Regions from separate parts of the Mus musculus genome. Here region 1 is linked to region 2. A link is a loop called in an ENCODE intact Hi-C map of the cell type or tissue named here. Cell type or tissue: left cerebral cortex. All regions are shown on one strand. Each heading gives the region's core, and the rest is flanking DNA. Links, peaks and the distances in the headings are about the cores only. Region 1 holds the start of Lurap1 (leucine rich adaptor protein 1). Region 2 holds the start of Urod (uroporphyrinogen decarboxylase).

What was found. Hi-C counts contacts between places; a loop is a spot of excess contacts. Peaks named below come from ENCODE experiments on the same cell type or tissue, not always from the same donor. Only the 100,000 strongest peaks of a DNase experiment are listed, where the experiment ranks them.
Region 1: it touches region 2 in a loop (5-fold over the local background); 4 of 42 quality-filtered maps call a loop at or near these places.

The regions. Positions count from the first base shown.
Region 1 is chr4:116,138,623-116,148,759 of GRCm38, forward strand. It overlaps Lurap1 (leucine rich adaptor protein 1), which reads right to left and starts at 5,994. Exons shown (of 2, transcript NM_026547.1): 1 at 5,675-5,994. The coding sequence starts at 5,872. 2510003B16Rik (RIKEN cDNA 2510003B16 gene) reads left to right here. Exons shown (of 3, transcript NR_131048.1): 3 at 84-219. In left cerebral cortex, for the core only: a CTCF peak has its summit at 4,884; DNase peaks (open chromatin) are centred at 2,780, 3,253, 4,675, 4,842 and 1 more place; H3K4me3 peaks cover 2,232 bases; H3K27ac peaks cover 2,573 bases.
Region 2 is chr4:116,986,982-116,997,118 of GRCm38, forward strand. It overlaps Zswim5 (zinc finger SWIM-type containing 5), which reads left to right. Exons shown (of 14, transcript NM_001029912.2): 14 at 1-2,124. The coding sequence ends at 352. It overlaps Urod (uroporphyrinogen decarboxylase), which reads right to left and starts at 7,432. Exons shown (of 10, transcript NM_009478.4): 1 at 7,350-7,432; 2 at 6,604-6,716; 3 at 6,407-6,486; 4 at 6,267-6,329; 5 at 5,845-6,042; 6 at 5,583-5,744; 7 at 4,640-4,777; 8 at 4,412-4,512; 9 at 4,251-4,317; 10 at 2,984-3,467. The coding sequence starts at 7,369. The coding sequence ends at 3,306. Hectd3 (HECT domain E3 ubiquitin protein ligase 3) reads left to right here and starts at 8,353. Exons shown (of 21, transcript NM_175244.4): 1 at 8,353-8,790; 2 at 8,966-9,126; 3 at 9,380-9,472; 4 at 9,551-9,686; 5 at 9,933-10,048; 6 at 10,137. The coding sequence starts at 8,422. In left cerebral cortex, for the core only: CTCF peaks have their summits at 4,579 (motif pointing left) and 9,039 (motif pointing right); DNase peaks (open chromatin) are centred at 4,579, 6,889, 7,466, 8,363 and 1 more place; H3K4me3 peaks cover 2,796 bases; H3K27ac peaks cover 925 bases.

The sequences.
Region 1 (10,137 bases), core at 643-8,642, 850 kb before region 2:
ACACTTGCCTAGCATGCACTAGGCCCTGGATTCTGTCCCTAGCACTGGATAAACTAAGGTGGTGATGCACACTTGTAATCCAGGCACTCTGGAGGTGGAAGGAAGAGGATCAGAAGTTCAAGGCCATTCTCAGCTATGTTGGCAGTTCAAGACCAGCCGGAGCTTCATGAAACCCTGTTTTAAAATTAATGAAATAAAATAATAAAATAAAACAAGATTTAAAAAAAATATGGTTCATGCATATAACTTTAGCACTTAAGAAACTGAGGAAACACTTGAGAGGCAGAGGCAGGAAGATCAAGGCCAGCCTAGTCTACAAAGTGAGTTACAGGTTAGCTATGACTACATAGTAACACACTGTCTCAAAAATCAAACAAGCAAACAGGCTGAGGTGGGAATCAAGAGTTTGAGGCCAGGGGCTTAAGAGATGGCTCAACAGTTAAGTGCTGGTGCTTCTCATGAGAACTGGAGTTTGGTTCCTGCCCTGAGAATTTTGGTTGCTTTTAAAAAACTGAACTAGGGGGCTGGAGAGATGGCTCAGTGATTAAGAGCACCGACTACTCTTCCTGAAGTACTGAGTTCAATTCCCAGCAACCACATGATGGCTCACAACCATCTGTAATGAGTTCTGATGTCCTCTTCTAGCATGTAGGTGTACATGCAGATACAGCACATGGACACATACACACAAATCCAAAATCCATTCTGACTGGGTGTGGTAGTTTGAAGAGGAATGCCCCCCCACACACTCATATGTTTAAATGCTTGGCCCGTAGAGAGTGGCACTATAAGGAGGGTGGCCTTGTTGGAGAAAGTGTGTTAGTAGTGGGTGAGCTTTGAGGTCTCCTCAAGTTATACTCAGTGTTTCTCAGTCTCCTTCCTTCTCCAGCCTGAGGATCAAGATGTGGAGTTCTCTAGCCCCATGCCTGCCTTCATGCCACCATGTTTCAAACCTCTCAACTCTAAGCTGATCCAAATAAATGTTTTCCCTTGGAAGAATTGCTGTGGCCATGCTGTCTCTTCACAGCAATAGGACACTAAGACACTGGGCTTCACACCTTCTATTCGAGGTAAACTATTAGACCAACCCAGACTCACCCATAGGACTTAGAAACCAAAGGATAGCTCCTAAGGTGTTATCTGGGAAGCAGTCTGGGCCAAAAGGAGGTAGGAGCTGAGGAGTCAAGTGAGTGCTAGCTTGATTGCCTGAAGACTGGGTAACCAGGCAAAGCTCAGGGTCAGAATCCCAATACTTGGGATTTGGGGCCAGTGGTCTCCATTTAGTCTCCTGGAAGGAAGAGTAATGCTCACAGCGTAATCTCCAGGACCCCTCCGCATGCAAGTGCCCCAGGCTAACCTCCTCAAGCACGAGTCTGAAGCTGCTCCTGTGCTTTGCCGTGCTCTGAGAACGAAGTCTACCCGCATCCGCAGCTGCATTCCCAAGCCTGTCACACTGGGGCCCTTGTCCATCTCTAGCTTGAGTCACCTCACTGCGAACCAAGATCCTGCTACCTTTGTTGTTGTTTTTGAGATAGGTCTCACTGTGTCCCCCTGGCTGGCCTGGAGCTCACTCTGTATGCCTAGGTAGCCTCAAACTCACAGAGCTCTGTTTGCCCTTGTCTTCTCCGAGTCCTGGGATTAAAGGAGCACACCAGTACACCTGGTACATTATTGCTTTTAAATTTATATTTAGTTTCAGTTTCAAACAAAATCAACCAACTCATATAGAAATGGGCCTGGTGGCATAGTTTGTAATCCCAGCTACTGAAGAGGTAGAGGCAAGATTGCAAATTCAAGGTCATTCTAGACAACTATTTCAAAATAGAAGATATTTTTTAAAAGGACTTAGAGGGCCAGCAAGGTGACTTAGCAGGTAAGGGCACCTGCCTTTGCCTCCCATATGATTAAAAGTGTATGCCACAATGCAATGTCTGACTTCACTTGCTGTTTTTGAAGACCGAGTTCAGTTCCCAGCGCCCCCACATAGTGTCTCATAACAATCCTTAACTCCAGTCCCAGGAGAAATGAAGCCCTCTTATGACCTCTGCAGACCCCAGTCATATTAATGGTCCACACATACATAAACAGGCAAAACAAACAGAAAATATAACTTTCAAATTCCATGTGACAAATGGTAAACAACTGCTCCAGAGAATTGTACCCACCCGGAGGGCCATAGCCCAAACCTAGATGGAAGACGTGAGCTAAGACTGGTTAGGCTAGCCTTGACTAGACAGTGGAGAGAAACATTCCAACCGAAGGATGTACCCTCCTCCAGTTCTAGGTGGCAAACACCTGACACCACGTCACTCCTCCGGGTCAGCTCTTCTGGGAGGCAGGCCCTCATTCCAGCATTTTTCCTTGAACTTCTGATTCTGCTGCCTAACCTCCAGAGTGCTGGGATTACAGGCATGCCGTGCCACACCCAGTTTTATGTAGTGCTGAGGATTCAACTCAGGGCTTTCAGAAAGGCAAGCACTCAACATCGGAGCATCCCCAGCCCCCAACAGCATTTCTCTTCCTGTACAAGCCTCAGTCAGTCTCTTCCTTCCCTAACCCTGAGAGCAATCCCTGCCCAATTCATTTGAGGTTCTCTGCCTAAGGTTGCATAGAATAGCTGTAGTTCAATTTTGTGATTCACTCCCCTTCATTTATCTGATCTCTCTGTTGGTCCCCAAGACTCAAGAGGCTGAGTTGTACTGTGTTGCTTAGGAAACCACTCTGAGCACCAGATTCTTTAATCCTGCAACAGTGGGATTCCCTGACTGTGACAGCATCATCTCCCAGAATAGAAGCAGAAGGCTTTCTCGATAGAAAAAGAAACACTCATTTCATGCCATCTCTTTGGAAACAGAGCAGAAGATAAATAGAGGCCACCTAATGCTTTTCCCTGGAGGCTCCTTCTCTTCCCCTTAAGTAGATGAGACTCTGCCCAGCCCAGGTGTTCAGAGCAGGGCTCCCTCTGTGTTCAACCCAAATCGGGCCTCAGGTTAAAAGCCGGAAGACCAATTTGTAGAGCCATGGTAACTGACTGCTGGCATTAAACATTGTCAGTAAAATAAAAGCTCTTAACAGGTGTCTAGTTCTACAGTTATCCCCTATTTCCTCCACCAAAGGGTAAAAAGCCCTAAAGACAAGGAGGAGACAGGGCCCTCCTTAAGACAGCAAACACATCAGAAGCAGAGAGAAGATTTGAACCCATGTCTTTCCTCCATTCTTTGCCTAATACATTCTCACAAACTGCTCTGTGGGGGTGGCTTCTCATAGCAACAGCTCTTTGGGTGGACTGAGAGATTGCCATTGTTTGCCATTCCCACACATCTCAGAATCTGGCTCTTTACAGACTAGGGAAACAAAGCAAGAGTAGGAAGCCAACAGCAGGGTTGACCTTAGCCTGAAGGGCAAGTGTCTGCTCCTACACAAGGAGAGCAGGGCGAGGGGCATATCAGAGGGCTTGGGTCAGCTCTGCCTTACTGGCCTCAAACCTCCTGCCCTACCCTTGTGCTTCAGTAAACCAGAGGGTAGAGCAGAGTACAAGAAGAAATCAATGCTTTCCTGGCCTGAGGGAGAAAGGAGCCTGACTGGAGATCTTCCTCCTCTACTGGTACACTGTTCATGGGAAACCTAGACCCCAGGCTCGATGGGCCAAAAGTTAAAAGACGAAATTAGAAGTTAAATGTACTCCCTCAAAGTTTATAAAGAATGAGAGTCAGAGGTCAGGCTGGCCTCCGGATTCCCTGTATGAGAAGCAAGCCCATGGGCGTTTGAAACTTTTCTCATTTCAATGACACAAAGTGTGCCTAAAGTATCTGGCACAAAGCATGTCTTCATGATGAATGTGGCCAGATGATCTGGGCTCCAATCCTGACTTGACTTTCCTGAGTGACCTTGGGCAACTGCTTAACCTCTTCTTACCTCATTCTTTCATCTGTGAAATACCATGTATCAAGCCAAGCATGGAGGAGACATCACATAGCAGCCGTGGTACAGCTGGATTGTAGAGCGCTCTCCTAGCGTGTGAGAGGGTTCAATCTCAGGACCTCCGAGAAGAATGGCTGGGGAGAGGTGGCTCAGCAGTCAAGAGCACTTGTTCTCACAGAGCACCCAGGTTAGGTTCCCAGCACCCACATAGTACCTTACAACCATCCATAACTCCAGTTCCAATTGATTGGATGCTCTTTCTGACATCCATGGGCAACAGGTATGCATGTGATACACACATACACACACCAGCAAAATACTCCTACACATAAAGTTTCTTAAAGTTCTTTAAAAAGAAAAACACCTTGTACCATCCTGGATGTTAACACATGGCTTATATTCTAAGTATAATTTAATTTCCAGCAGGGAATGGTAGCACATGCCCATAATTCCAGCACTCAAGAGCCTGAGATAAGAGGAATATGAGTTTGGGGCCAGCCTGAGCTACACAGTAAGCCCACATCTCAAAAATAAAACAAAACAAAACACCTTAGTTTTCAAAGGACAAACTAGGTAAACTCTCTCTATGCCTTGAGCAATTTGTACAAAGAGACAAACCAGACCTCTTTAAGAGGAGAATACAGCCACAGCCCTGCTCAGCAGAATCTGGCACTCAGATACAACCTTCAAAGCCAAATGCACACTTGGCATTCAGATCCTGCCCTCAGCGATCCTCTCTGACCACTCAGCTCCGAAGGTTCTCTTAGCCTCTCTTACCATAGAATGAAAGCCCTGGACCTGCCTTCAAGGTCCCATGTCCTTCCTTCCACCCTTCCAGATCTGCTTGCCACAGGTTGTGCACACAGTGGGGCCCCAGGAAGACTTGTTAAGCCAGTGTGGGCTTCTGGTTCAGAGCCAGTGAGTAGCTGGCAGTTCCTCAGTTCTCCAGAACTGGCTGCAAAGTGGTGGCAGGTGTAATTCATCTCTTTCACCGGAACCAGGGCCCCAGGAGAGACCGCTGGGACCCGGCTGCCCATTTGGCTCAGAAACCAGACCAACAGCTACCAGAGAAGGGGGTGGGGAGGTGTGGCTGTTTCCTCCCCCTTTCTGCAAGAAGGTACAGAGACCCTGAGACTCTGTCTGAGACTGAGCCCCAGGTGAAGGACCAACTCGTACTGTGGTGCTACTGTGCCTCTATTAAGGTCTTCGAACGTCTAATACCGTGATGGTGGGATGCTTAGGAAAAGGACAGGTTTTTAGTGTGCCCCACCAGTGCAGGCAGTTTCCAGCAGGTATTACCTCACCAAAGCTCTTTTTTTTTTTTTTTCTGAATCCTGACACGAACACCCTAGGGCCTTAAGAACAAAACCTCTTCCCCTGTTTGCCAGAGAAGGGGGCAGAAAACGGTTGCCTTATAGTGGAGTCTGAAGAAATTGGTGGCCCCGGATGCCGATGGGAAGAATTTGCGCTGTACTAAGTTTTTTTTGTGTGCTACTTAGCCCTCGCCTCTCTCCTTCCGATTATTGGGCAGGGAAAACTTCCAAGAGATGTGCCTCCTACTCTCAGTTCTCAGGACCTATCAACCCTTCATTCACCCTTGGGAGACAAATAATGAGACGTCACTTCACTCTGCTTTCAACCCAGGATGTATGGATTGATCTTGGAAGGACCCTCTTCTCCAGCCCAACTCCGGGAACCTGCCCCTGCCCCTACAAATATCCCGTTCCCCGTGGCCTGTAGCACCCACACTCACCAGCTCCATCCTCAGCGCCATGATCTTGTCCCCTAGGCCGTGGCCGGTGCTGGGCGCCCCCGGGAGCAGCACGTCCCCAGAGGTTCCCAGCTCGCACTCGCCTCGAAGCCCGCGGAGCAGTCCTTCAGGGATCTTCCTGCCCACCTTGCCCTCCACGTCTCGCAAGTCCGGCGTCTGGGACTCCGCGGTCCCCTCCATGTGGGCCCAAGCCAGAACAGGACTGGGCGACCAGGGTCCGGTTCCCAAGGGTCCTCCCTTCTCTGCTACGAACGCGGAGCGAAACCCGTGGATCCCCGCCCGCCCCGCGCGGGGGGTGGGGTGGGGGAACAGGAGGAGGGCGCCGTAACGCTCAGAAAAGCCGCGCAGTTGGGGGAGCGAGGTACCGAGTGGTATGCACACAACTTCTAGCCCTGGAGGCGTTCGACTAGGTGATCCTGGATTTGGAACTGAAGACCTCAAAGAAAGCTCAGTGCCTTCTCCCTGTGTTGGCACCAACTAGACACGCAGCAGGAAGCTAATAAATATTTTCTGGATGAAAAGTAGCCCCAATCGAGGTAACACGGCTGCAGAGGTTTTGGAAGGCTTTCTGCTCAGGAGCTGTGCCTGTTACAGGGGCTAGAATACAGCCACTCAGTTCACAGACACCTCCCAGCATCTAGAAATCAGCTGAAAGAGTAATAGAAGGGCAATCCCCCTGGCCAGTGAGAAACAACCATTATTAAAATTGAAGGAATCCACAAATCTTGATGTTCATCTTACATGGGCTAACAAAAGAGGTGCTTCCTAAGACTGACTGTAAATATGGGTACTCTGAAAACCCTGGCAAGTTAGAGCCTGAGGTCCTGCATTGGCTTTTGTTTTGTTTTACCAAGATAGGGTTTTTCTGTGTAGCCCTAGAACCCACTGTAGACCAGGCTGTCCTGGAACTAAGAGATCCTCCTGCCTCTACTGGGGTTAAAGGCAGGTGCCACCACAGTCTGGCTTTTCTTTTTTTACAGAGAGGGTCTCACTGTGTGGTCCATAGCCTAGAACTTGCTATGTAGAGTGGACCGGCTTTGAACTCACAGAAATCCACCTGCCACTGCCTTACCAGGAATTAAAATCTTTTTTAAAGATTAATTTTAAAGATAATTTTCTATCTTAATTACAAGTATTTTAAAAGTATGTTCATGTAGGGATATGTACACATGAGTACAGGTGTCTAGAGGCCACAGAAGGGCAACAGATCCCTAGAAGCTGGACTTAGAGTTGTGAACTATGTAACATGGGTGCTAGGACTGAACTCGGGTCCTCTCTAAGAGTCGTATGTGCTCTTACCTGCTGAGCCATCTCTAGCCCCAGCCCCAGCCCCAGCCCCAGCCCCAGACCTGAGAGTCTGCATTTTTTTTAAAGATTTATTTATTTATTATATGTGTGTATGCTGTAGCTGTCTTCAGACACTCCAGAAGAGGGAGGGCATCAGATTTTTGTTACGGATGGTTGTGAGCCACCATGTGGTTGCTGGGATTTGAACTCGGGACCTTTGGAAGAGCTGATGGTGCTCTTAACCGCTGAGCTATCTCATCAGCCTGAGTCTGCATTTCTAAGAAGCTATAGGGGGATAGCCATGCTACAGTTCTGAGAACCACACTAAGTGACACGGTTATGTTTCTAAGCTGTTTGGACTTAATTCTACAGGTAAAGAAGGGCCAAGAAAGAGCCGGGCATGGTGGCACGCCTTTAATCCCAGCACTTGGGAGGCAGAGGCAGGCGGATTTCTGAGTTTGAGGCCAGCCTGGTCTACAGAGTGAGTTCCAGGACAGCCAGGGCTATACAGAGAAACCCTGTCTTGAAAAAAAAACAACAACAAAACAACAACAACAACAAAAAAGGGCCAAGAAAAAAGATTGTTTTGTTCTGTTTGGGATTTTAATCCAAGTATTTCCAACCCACTGTTACAAAAAGATGTACAATGAAAAAAAAAAATCTCTTCCCTCTATTCTTTCAAAGCTCTGGGCCTACTTCCCAAAAACCACTTTCAGTTTGTTTTGTGGGTTTTTTTGTTTGTTAGTTTGTGTGTGTGTGTGTGTGTGTGTGTGTGTGTGTGTGTGTGTTTAGCTACTCATAATTCTAGATTTTTATTTATTTATTTACTACATGTGTATCTATGTATCTGTGTGTCTCTGTGGGGGATATATATGTAAGCACAAGTCCCCCCAGAGGTCGGAAGTGGGTTTCAGATCTCCTAGAATTGGAATTACTAGCAATTGTGAACCATCTGATATAGCTCTTGGGAACTGACCTCAGGTTCTATTTGAGCAATGTGAGCTCTTATCTGCTAAGCCATCTTTCCAATCCAACCATTCATAATTTTAAACAATTTTCTACCATTCCTTCTAAATTTAAATATTACATACTGACTTCCTAGAACTATATGGGTGATTTTTCTTTTGAGTCTGTTGATGGCCTCGACTTAAGAGGCCCATCTGCCTCCCTAGTGCTGGGATTACCTGTTTGTGCCACAGACTCAGGCTTAAATACATGCACTTTGTTTTCCTCCGAGACACAGTTTCATATAGCCCAGGTTGGCCTCAGTTGTGTAGCTGAGTATGGCCTAGAGCTTTTTTTTTTTTTAAAGATTTATTTATTATTATATATAAGTACACTGTAGCTGTCTTCAGACACACCAGAAGAGGGAGTCAGATCTTGTTACGGACGGTTGTGAGCCACCATGTGGTTGCTGGGATTTGAACTCTGGACCTTCAGAAGAGCAGTCGGGTGCTCTTACCCACTGAGCCATCTCACCAGCCCCCCCCCTTTTTTTTTAAAGATTTATTTATTATTATATCTAAGTACACTGTAGCTGTCTTCAGACACATCAGAAGAGAGCATCAGATCTCATTACAGGTGGTTGTGAGCCACCAGATGGTTGCTAGGATTTGAACTCAAGACCTTCAGAAGGGCAGTAAGTGCTCTTAACTTCTGAGCCATCTCACCAGCCCAGCCTAGCACTTCTGATCCTGCCTATTCCAAGTGTTGAGGTCACAAGTGTGCTCCATCATACCTTAGCTCTCCTTTTCATTACTTGACCCATGGTGTGTGGTGGTTTAAATGAGAATGGTCTCCATAGGCTCACATATTTGAATGCTTGGGTCTCAGTCAATGGAACTGTTTGGGAAGGACTAAGAGGTGTGGCCTTGTTGGAGGAAATGTGTCATTGGGGGTTGGCCTTGAGATTTCAAAATGCCCAAGCCATTCCGGGTTAGTTCTCTCTGCTTTGTGCTTGTGGATGGAGATGAGATTTGAGTTCTCAGCTAACAGTCCAGCACAATGCCTGCCTGCCCACCTAATGCCATCCCCAACCCCTGTGGTGGTCATGCATTCTAACCCTCTGAAACCCATGAACCTCAATTTTAAATACTTTTCCTTATAAGTTGCCTTGGTCCTGGTGTTTTGTCAGAGCAACTGAAAAGTAACTGTGGTTTTTATCCCATTAATTAATTTATTTATTCACTTTACATTCCAATCAAAGCCCCCCTGAGAAAGTTAGTAACTAAGTTTTTAGCCAGGGATTAGCAAAATATTTGCCTTTGTGAAAAATTGCCCTGGATTTTTGTTTTTTTGTTTTTTTCTTTTTTTGAGAGAGGGTTTCTCTGTGTAGATCTGGTTGTCCTGGAACTCACTCTGTAGACCATGCTAACTTCCAAGTAAGAGATCTGCCTGCCTCTGCCTCCCAAGTGCTAAGATTAAAGGTGTGTACTACCACCATCTAGCCTTACTCTGGACTTTCCTTTCTTTCTCTCTCTCTCTCTCTCTCTCTCTCTCTCTCTCTCTCTCTCTCTCTTTCTTTCTTCCTTCCTTTCTTTTGTTTTTTTGTTTGTTTGTTTTTGTTTTTGTTTCAAGACAGGGTTTCTCTTTATAACCCTGGCTATCCTGGAACTCACTCTGTTGACCAGGCTGGCCTCAAACTCAGAAATCCACCTGCCTCTGCCTCCCAAGTGCTGGGATACTCTGGACTTTTCAAGGAGCAAGGAAGAATGGAGAAGCAGAGGAAAAACTCTGAATCAAGGAGATTAACTCAAAACCAAAACCAAAAGTGCAACAGCAACAGCACAAAAGTGCAACAGCACGAAAGTGCAACAGCACGAAAGTGCAACAGCACGAAAGTGCAACAGCAACAGCACAAAAGTGCAACAGCAACAGCACAAAAGTGCCTGCAACAGCACAAAAGTGCAACAGCACAAAAGTGCCTGCAACAGCACAAAAGTGCAATAGCAACAGCACAAAAGTGCCTGCAACAGCACAAAAGTGCAACAGCAACAGCACAAAAGTGCCTGCAACAGCACAAAAGTGCAACAGCACAAAAGTGCAACAGCACAAAAGTGCAACAGCACAAAAGTGCAACAGCACAAAAGTGCAACAGCACAAAAGTGCAACAGCACAAAAGTGCCTGCAACAGCAGGTTGGAGAGAATTAGAGGCACA
Region 2 (10,137 bases), core at 1,516-9,515:
CTGTGCCACAGTGCTTTCTGATATCCTGCGTCGGTGCACAGTGACTGCCCCAGGCCTGGCAGGCATCCCAGGCCGCCGCAGCTCCGGAAAGCTCATGTCAACAGACAAAGCCCCACTGCGCCAGCTACTGGATGCAACCATCAATGCCTACATCAACACCACACACTCCCGTCTGACACACATCAGTCCCCGCCACTATGGAGAGTTCATTGAGTTTCTGAGCAAAGCTCGTGAGACCTTCCTACTGCCCCAGGATGGTCACTTGCAATTTGCCCAATTCATTGACAACCTCAAACAGATATACAAAGGCAAGAAGAAGCTGATGCTGTTGGTTCGGGAGCGCTTTGGCTGAGAAAGTGGATCACTTGCTGCTAGGGCAGCCTGAGCTTCCAGGTCAGGACAAGGACTCTGAAACATCTGTCTACCCTGAGAGGACTCAGTACCACAGACCTAAGGATGGGAAGAGTCTGACATTCGCCAGTATTCCTGCCTTGGCAAGCTTCTCACTCCAGCTCTACAGTTCCTGAGGAGCTGGACCCTGCAGACCGGTCAGAAGCCCCCCCACAACATGTCACCTCACGCCCCTATATCCTGCGTGTCCTGGCCATTGGCCCCACTCCCTTGGCAAACACAGAACACTGTTCCGTCTCAGGGATTGCTTAACCAGAGAAAACAGAAGCATTTATGGTACTGTAAATACTATAGTATATGTGTCGTCAAGCATTGTAAAGCTGTAACTATTTATAATTCCGACTCTGATTTGACGGGCACTTAAAGTAGCTGTGGGTGGGAGAATAGGCTTGTTTTCTGAGGAGACTCACAACCATTTCTCAGGTTTCCCGTACAGAGTATATGCTGTTGGCAGTGGATAAGTGGGGGCGGCAGGGAGAAAAATGGACAGTTAAAATCCAAGTCTTATATGTCAGAAACTGTGGCCTGAAGATAGGACACCTAGCCTAATGGTCATTGAGGGGCAGAGGTCAAGAGTGGCTTAGATATTTGTCTCACAACGTTGTGAACACAGAAGCTCCGGCCTCTGCCTCACACACTCCAGGAGCCTGATGAACACCTGAATAACAAGTGCAGGGAGAAGACGAAGGTCCAGGAAGCCGCTGAGCTTACAAGATACATCTGCTCTGGTCACCTTTATGTTAGAGAATCTGCTCTCATCTCCAGTGTGTATGTGTGTATGAACATGTGTCTGTGTACAAAGATACACGTGTGCATGCCTGTGTCAGTTCTGTTAATTGTGTGACATGTGTTAGACTGGGTTTCATTTGTGAGTGATAACACATACCTAAGTGTTAAGTGTACTCATGTCTTCATGTTTAGTGTATGTGTGTATCTAGGCTCACACGGGTACCTATGTGTAAACATGTTTGTCTCTGAAGGTATGCCTGCTGACCATGATGTGTCTTTATGCGAGTGGTCTCTACGTGTAGTCTGTCAGTGTCTTCACACTTGAGGCTCTGCATGAGTGTGCCTTCCGCCAACTCTCTCTTGCCCATCCGTCCCTTAGTCTCTTGCTAGCTGAGCACTGTTATGCATCCTGTGCCTCCTCTGTTTACCTTCTCTCAGCAAACACGTTTCTAAGCACGTGTCCCTCTGCTCTTAAGACTGGCCACTTTTGCTCCATAGTTCTTTTTTTACACAAACGTGTTTTCTTCCTCCAACTCTCTACCTCAAACTTCCTCTGCCTACTCTCATCATAATCTCATTGGTAGCTCACTCGGAGGCTGAGGCTGGTATTCCTTTAGCCTTGCCCTTCCTAGTTTCTAGTTCTAGCGGATAAGCCCCATCTTAGCCCATGCTGACCTCCACAGTGTATCACGTTTGTACTACTTCATGACCCCTATGCTTAGCCTGGAATTATAGGAGGTAGCAAGGGCATTCAGAAGACTCAGTTGGATACAGGTGTCTTCGGTGTTTACTGTTTTGTCTTAGTTCCTGAGTTGGGTGGGGTTTGATAGGGAAGGGGTGGTGTAGTTAGAGAATGAACTGAGGACCTTTCTGTCTGACTGACTTTATTTTTCTCTTTGAAACCTACTTGTCATCTTTTTTATTCCAAGCTGACCAGTAAGTTGTATTCGCTGTTCGTGGCTACTAATAAATGTGTTACTGTCCAGCCAAGGGCCCCTACACTGTCTCAGCCCAATGGGTTGGCAAAAAAAGGAGAAGCCACTCCCATTTCTGTATCATGATTGCCCTTTTTTAGCAAGTATGTGAACTCAGTGCTTTTCTATGAATAAATCATGGCTCACAGAAATGATTTTTCTAAAAGCAGAAATTGTGTTCTCTCAGTAAATGAGGCCCTTCTCTCCTTTGATGGGACAGGGAGCTGGTTGGGCCTAAACAGAGATGTAATGACCAGTTGGAAGATTCCTCACATCACACCCATGCCCATAGCTCTAAGGCACCCCGAGACTCTGACCTAGGAAACAGTACTCTCCTAATACCACACGGTGATCAGGGCACAAGAGTCTGAGAACACCAGTGGGTATTCTCAGAAGATGGTGCACAGTGAACTTAAAGGCCAGAGGACCCTTTGGCTTCAGAGACCTTTTTGCCTAAGGCTACGATCTTAAGCAACTAAGCTCTGTATGTTTCTGCCCTCCCATACGACGGCATCAAAACTGAAGTCTCCTTAGTTCCTGTTTCCTTTAGCTCCTCTTTCCCTCCTGAACTCTGAAGTGTTTTAGCATCTTCTGTGCCCCCTTTTGAGCTGCTTCTCCTTCCTTCAGAGACACACAGCCCTGTGTTACAGGGACCCTGACCCTTGTCTATAAATGCCATAGCTCCAACTACCTGGAAAGCTGTACCTATTATCATGTCACTCCTGAGCTCGCATGGCTGTTAGCATATCGGTAGTGTGAGCCTGGTGTTAATGCTGTAGTGTGTGCTCACGTCTTCCCTGATACCTGAGCCCCAGACTGGGGGAGACTATGCAGAGGAAGCATAACAAAAGGAACAAAGGAGCCGGGCTGCTGGTACCGCCTTTAATTCCAGCACTTGAGAGGCAGGTAGGTGGATCTTTGTGAGTTTGAGGTCGTGTGTGTGTGTGTGTGTGTGTGTGTGTGTGTGTGTGTGTGTGTGTGTGTGTGTGAGAGAGAGAGAGAGAGAGAGAGAGAGAGAGAGAGAGAGAGAGAGAAACGGGGGGGGGCTGGGCAGGAAAGGAGGGGGCTTCAGAAAGAACTGAGGATCAGGACATAAGCCTTTACAAAAGAACATGCTAGACTCCAACTCTGGAAGTTTTATTCTCCTGGAAACAATCTCTGTTGGTGGCACTTGAGCAGAAAGGCATGTACTCAATTCTGTCGAAGCAGGCGTGAATGTTTGTGTACAGCATCCACAAAGGCTCCTACACGTTCTGGGTCCATGTCAGGGTAAAGCCCATGCCCTAGGTTGGCAATGTAGCGTTGAGGCCCAAAGTCATCCAGCATTTGCTGCACCAGCCGACCGATCTCTTCCTAGAGAACCAAGAGGGTACTGTCTACAGGAGAGGCCAGCAAAGCTGCATCCTCCCTCCACACACATGCACAGGAGTGCTTCTACACAGTGTGACTGTCATTAACAACGTATCAGACTCCTCATATGTCCCAAACATTAAGAAAATAGAAGTGGGGAGCCTGTGAGGTGACTCAGCAGGTCAGGTGCTTGCTATGCAACCTCTGATGACCTCCGTTCAATCACTAGGACCCGTACAAAGGTAGAAGAAGAAAACTGACTCCACAAAGTTGTCCTAGACCTCCTCATATGCACCATAGATACAGACCCAACACACAATAATAAAAAATAAATATTTCCAAAAAATACAAATGAGAGCTGGGTGTGATGGGGTATATCCATAATCCTAGCACTTTAGGGGAGAGAGGCAGGAACCTCAAGTTCCTGGCCAACCTCAGCAATACAGTGAGGTTGAGGCTAACCTGGGCTACATGAGACTCTGTCTCAAAACAGGGAGGCAGGGTTAGGAACTTAACTCAGTGGTAGAAAGCCTGCCCAGCAAGCAAGCACAAGGTTCTGGGTTGGGTCCTTAGCTTCAAGGAGTGTCCGTGGGTGGGACAGACAAATGGACAGCCACAAAAATAAAATTTAAATTGTAAAAATGTCCTGCTTTCTTAGAGTTTACATTGTGTGTACAGAACTGAGGAAAGGAGAGACAGGTACAATAAACCATACACATGTGATTCCCAACTATTGCACAGTACACAGAGAAAACTTTGTACACTTATGTTGGACCCAATTATTACCTCAGATGCATACAAGGCACAGGGATCCAGGTTCCCCTGCAGGGTCACTGCCTTCCCGACACGTTCCCTGGAAGCAGAGCCATTGCCACAGTCTCGCTGCATTATTTGGGGATTTTACCTCCTCCACCTCAGCCTCTCCTGCCCACTCCTCTGTCACTCACCGGGCTTTCTTTGGAGCCACTGTCCAGTCAAGTCCAACTACCTCATAGCCAGCCTGGGCCAGCTCTTCCAGGGCAAAATGTCCATCCTTAGCAAAGATGATCTGGAGAGAAAGAGCAGATCGCTGATGCTAAGCCTTTCTCGGGTGCACTTTTGCTGCCCTCCAGTGGTGATTTCAGTTTATGCAGGCTGAGTGCTGCAACCTTCACTCCACCTGTCCCAGTCCTCACCATGGGCACTGGTGCCAGGCCTGCCTTCTGCAACCCAGCCTTCACTCGCTTGGCCACATCACGAATGTAGGGCAGTGCAAACTTGCTGAAGAGCTCGGTGCCAAGATGTCCTGCGTGGGACTCAAAGAGCTGCAATGCCTATAAACAGGTGACAAGAAAAACACACAAAGAGGAAGTACCTCAGGCTCCATAGACACATGATATCTTAATTCTCCTCAGGTGACTTTAAACCCTGACACATTCCCTGAGGCACAACAAGTTTTGCCTTAAAAGAAAAAATAGAAACCAGCAGCGGTTGTGCACACCTTTAATCCCAGCACTTGGGAAGCAGAGGTAGGGGGACCTGTGAGTTTGTGAGTTTGAGGCCAGCCTAGTCTACAGATTGAGTTTCAGGACAACCAAGGATACACAGAAAGAAAAGAAAAAAGAAAAGAAAAGAGAAAAGAGAAAAAAGAAAAGAGAGAGAAAGAAAGAGAGAGGGGCAGGCAGTGGTGCACATGATTTTAACCCGAGCACTGGGGAGGCAGAAACAGGTGAATCAAAAATAATAATAACAATAAAGTTTTACCTTCTCCAGACCCTCAGACCTTAAAGCCCTGCTGACAGTCTCAGGAAGGGCTAAGAATCTACATGGTTCTCAACCTGTGGGTCACAACCCCTTCTGGGTGGAATGACCCTCTCTCAGGGGTCGCATATCAGATCTCCTGTATACCAGATATTTACATTACAATTTACAACAGTAGGAAAAGTACAGCTATGAATTAGCAACAAAATCATTTTATAGTTGGGGGTCACCACACCATGAGGAACTGTATTAAAGGGTCACAGTATTAGGAAGGTTGAAAACCACTTAGATACTCTAACCAGATCATTGGAGGAAAAGTAACATCCCTGCTTTCTCCAGTTTGGGAAACCATTTACCTATTTGTCCCTAAAGACTCACCTGAGCACCAGCAGCCACTTGTCCTATTAGGTATGGGACCAGAACATCAGTGAGTATGCCAAGCAGCTTGTGACTGGCCTGTGGCCTTTGGTAGAGCCATCGTTTGGCCTGAGCCATGGTGCTTGAACTGCCGCCTTCAACCATGTATGTCATTAGGGTCCACTACAAAAAGATGAGGACGGCAGACACAGGATCCCTTGTCTATTCCAGACCTAGGAGCCTGACCTCTCCATGCTCCCATCCACACCCCTGGCCGCATTACCGGAGCACCAGCAAAGCCAATTAGTGGCACACGTCCGGCCAGCCGTTGTCGAGTAAGGGTGATGGCTTGGAACACATAGCCTAACTCTGAAGCCGCTGCTGCTGGATCCCGTAGACGCTCTAAGTCCCGCTCTTCTCTTAATGGCTCTGGAAAGCTGGGTCCTTTGCCAGGTACCATGGTCACCTCCATGCCCAATGCCTTAAGGGGGATAAAATATATGGGTACACAGCCTGGAACTCAGAGGTTTCTGTTCAACGTATGCAACAAAGAAAAGACTAAAACCTCCTGCAAACTCCATCCCTAGCGTTTGCCGCTTCCCCGTTATGTATTTAAACCTGACAAGACAGAGGATTTCCAATGAGTGCCTTCCTCCCTCTCCCCTCTTTTTTTAAAGTCCACAATCCAGGATCAGGATTGAGTACCTGGGGTACAACAAGGATGTCAGAGAAAATTATGGCAGCATCCAGAGGAAACCTTCGTAGTGGCTGCAGGGAATAGCAAGTAGGTTAGTAAGGAGACACACTGGGGGCATGAACCCCACCCTGGTTCGTGGGGCCCTCACCTGTAGAGTCAGTTCACAGCAAGCCTCGGGAGATCGGCAGGTGCTGAAGAAGTCCTGGGCAGCCCTGGTTTCCCTAAACTCTACAAGGGGAGATGGAGGACAGGACTCAGCCACAAGGTCTTCCAAAGTTACTATCTTCTCCTATCTTCACCATCTAGAATTTCAGGTTTTATCTAGACCACAGCTTTGCCCCTGACCTGGTAAGTAGCGGCCTGCCTGTCTCATGCACCAAACGGGAGTATAGTCTGTTTCCTCTCCCCAGGCTGCTCTCAGGAACGTGTCATTCTTCAGCTCCGGGAAATTCTGGAGTCTGGAGATCAGGTGAAAGGTACAGGTAGGAGTAAATGTCATTATGCTAGACTGGGATTCGGGGAGGGCACCGGTCCAGTCAGGCCGTTATCTGCCTACTCCAGACCAGCTTGCAAACCATGGCTCCCCGCCCACCGCCTCCCCTCTATCAAGTGGCGCACAAGCTCCCAGGAGGAGGGCCCCACTAGGGCCTCTTTCCTACACATTTGTCCACTTTCCCAAACTCAAAGAAACTGGAGGGACTAGAGAAGTGGAATGAAGATCCAGTAAGGGGATTAGGGGAAAGGAGTTAATTTGGGGAACCGAGCGGCAAGCATGAGAAGCTGGGATCCCCAAAACGAGAAAGGATCAAAGCTGATGGTCCCAGGTGCTAGTTAGAAGTTCTGAGTCACCTCGAAAGAAAGTCTCGGGACGCAGTCCCGCACGGTAGTCCCTGGAATGGAGACTGCGGGAAGAGGGGGGGGCAGGGAGCGGGAAAGGTTCTGTTCCATGACTGCAAGATTTGGAATCTCAGCGACTTGGGTTCAGACTTGGAGAGCTCCAATAAAAATAAGAGTTTAAGGACATATCCCTGAATTGGAAGACTCGGATCAGAAAGTAACGTAGCCACAAGCGCGTGCAGCAGAAAACTCACCCGAACCCGTTCGCCTCCATGGTAAACAGTAACTGAGCGGTCTCCGCTTTAATCTGAGGCTCCGCCCCGACACCCCAGTCCCCGCCCCTTCCTGAAGAGAACCCTGGGCGGCGCCATATTGAGAACCACGTGACCGATCCAGTGACAGCTGTGGGGCTGCCCTCCCTGCTGCCCGTAGGACCCAAACAATTTTTTACCGTAAAGTCCACTGTTGCGACGCAGTAGCAAATGCCCCAAAGAAATGACTTCCCAATACATGTTAAAACTTTTCTCATCTGTGGTATAGAAGACTTAGTACAAGCCTCGCTCTCACTCCAGTCCATGAGTCTCACAATGTCGTCTAGCTGTATAGAAACCGAAGATTTTAGGCTCTACATTTACACTACTAACCAATTTGTAGAAGTGGTAAGAGTGCTGAGCAGGACAGGAACTGCTCTAGCAATCGTCTAGGAAGCCAAAATCGCATTTAAGTGGGCAACGATTATTAGTCTCCTGGAATTAGAAACAACAAATAGCATCTATCCAGAACGATTGTACATTCCTATCAGTGACTGGAAAAGGGGTCATTCTACCAAACATTTTAGTCACACGCCCCCTAGGATAGTTGAACAATTTTTATAAGATTTCTCAAGCCTGGTGTGGTGGCTCACGCTTTCAATCCCAGCAGTCGGATGGTAGAGGTGCGAGGATCTTTGAGTTTGAGGCTAACCTGATCTACAGACTGTAGTGAGTTCCAGGACAGCCAGGACTACACAGAGAAACAAAACAACACAATAACAACAAAAAGATTTCTTCAAATGTAATATTCGTTGGGGACGGGGAGACAAAGACAGGACTCCAAATCATCAGAGTGGGTCGAATAAAGACTGAACAAGGATAGTAGCACTCGGTGGCGGGTTACAAAATAGGAACACCTGACACTATGGTGGTAATAGGTTGTGCATTTAATCTAAAACATACGGTAAGGTAGGGTGGGAGGTGGGGCCGGGTGTGGTGGGAAGCTCTGCTTGCTGTCCCCTGGCTGCGGCCGGCCAGGGTTTCCCTGGACGAGTCTCACTTCAGCGGCTTCGCTATGGCCGGCCCTGGCCCCGGCGCGGCGCTTGAGTCCCCGCGGCAGCTCCTGGGTCGCGTGCGCTTCCTGGCGGAGGCGGCGCGGAGCCTCCGGGCCGGGCTGCCACTGCCTGCGGCGCTAGCTTTCGTGCCGCGGGAAGTGCTCTACAAGCTGTACAAGGACCCGGCGGGACCCTCGCGCGTGCTGCTGCCCGTGTGGGAAGCAGAGGGCCTGGGGCTGCGTGTGGGAGCCGTGGGCGCTGCCCCGGGCACAGGCTCTGGACCCCTGCGCGCCGCCCGTGACAGTATCGAGCTCCGGCGCGGCGCCTGTGTGCGCACCACTGGCGAGGAGCTGTGCAACGGCCACGGGCTCTGGGTGAAGTTGACCAAGGTGCGCCCCGGATGGCAGGGACCCCACAAAAGACCCCCTGGATCTAGCCAGAGCCCTGGTTGTTCCGCCCCCTTATCCCATAATGAGCTGGCATTGCTTTCCGTGCTCTTTGCCCCGGGCTGGGCTGGGCGAGCAATTGAGTTGATTTCTGTCCCCATCTGACTCGTCCCTGCAGGAGCAGCTGGCCGAACACCTGAGTGACTGTAGTCTGGACGAAGGCTGGCTTCTAGTGTGTCGACCAGCAGAGGGCGGAGCCCGCCTTGTACCTATTGACACTCCCGACCACCTGCAGCGGCAGCAGCAGCTATTTGGCGTGGACTACCGGCCGGTGCTCAGGTCCTGCAACTCAAAGGACGCTATTTGGTGTCTGGCGGATGCGGAGGGTTTCGAAACACAACCAAAATCTAAACCTTGGGTTGTGTGAGAGAGAGAGATTTGGGTGGAGGTGGGGTAAGAACTGGCAGAGATGAGACCTGAAGGGGGATGAGGCTTCTAGGCTTGGAGCTAGAACTCCAAGGCTCCAGATCCTGAAGGTGGTGTCCTGTTTCCCCGTACCTCCCTCCTCATTTACTCCACTCTGTGCCTACAGATGGGAACAGGTAGTGGACCTGACCTATTCACATCGCCTGGGATCCAGGCCTCAGCCAGCAGAGGCATATACAGAAGCTATACAAAGGCTACTGTGAGTTATCTGGAACGGGGTGGGAGAGGAGGGAGCAGGGCCTGAATCCAACCTAATTAGGGGCTTGGGGCTATTTAGCTATGTGCCCCCAACATGGACATATGAGTGCGACGAGGACCTGATCCACTTCTTATATGACCACCTGGGCAAAGAAGATGAGAACCTGGGTAGTGTGAAGCAGTATGTGGAGAGCATAGATGTTTCTTCCTATACGGTGGGTACTGGACTCCTCCTGTGCCTAGATACAGTCACATCCCTCAATGCTAGGTCCAGAACTCCCATCACCAAACTAGGGCCAAACCCATGTCCCCATAGACCATACTTAGTCCCACTACCCTTGGAACCCCTCTAAGGACCCCAGACACCCTTCCTATCCCACACCCACTCCAACTCTGCTGTTTCTGTTCCCTGACCCAACACACATGCCCAGTGTGACAGCACCTCTCTGCCCTTACCTTAGGAGGAGTTCAATGTGTCCTGCCTGACAGATAGCAACGCAGATACCTACTGGGAGAGTGATGGGTCCCAGTGCCAACACTGGGTACGGCTTACCATGAAGAAAGGCACAATTGTCAAGTGAGTGGGCTCTGGGCATGACAGGGTGGATGAGCCATGTGCTGCGGGTGCCTAGAGACTCATTCAGATACATACTCTGGGTCCTCAGG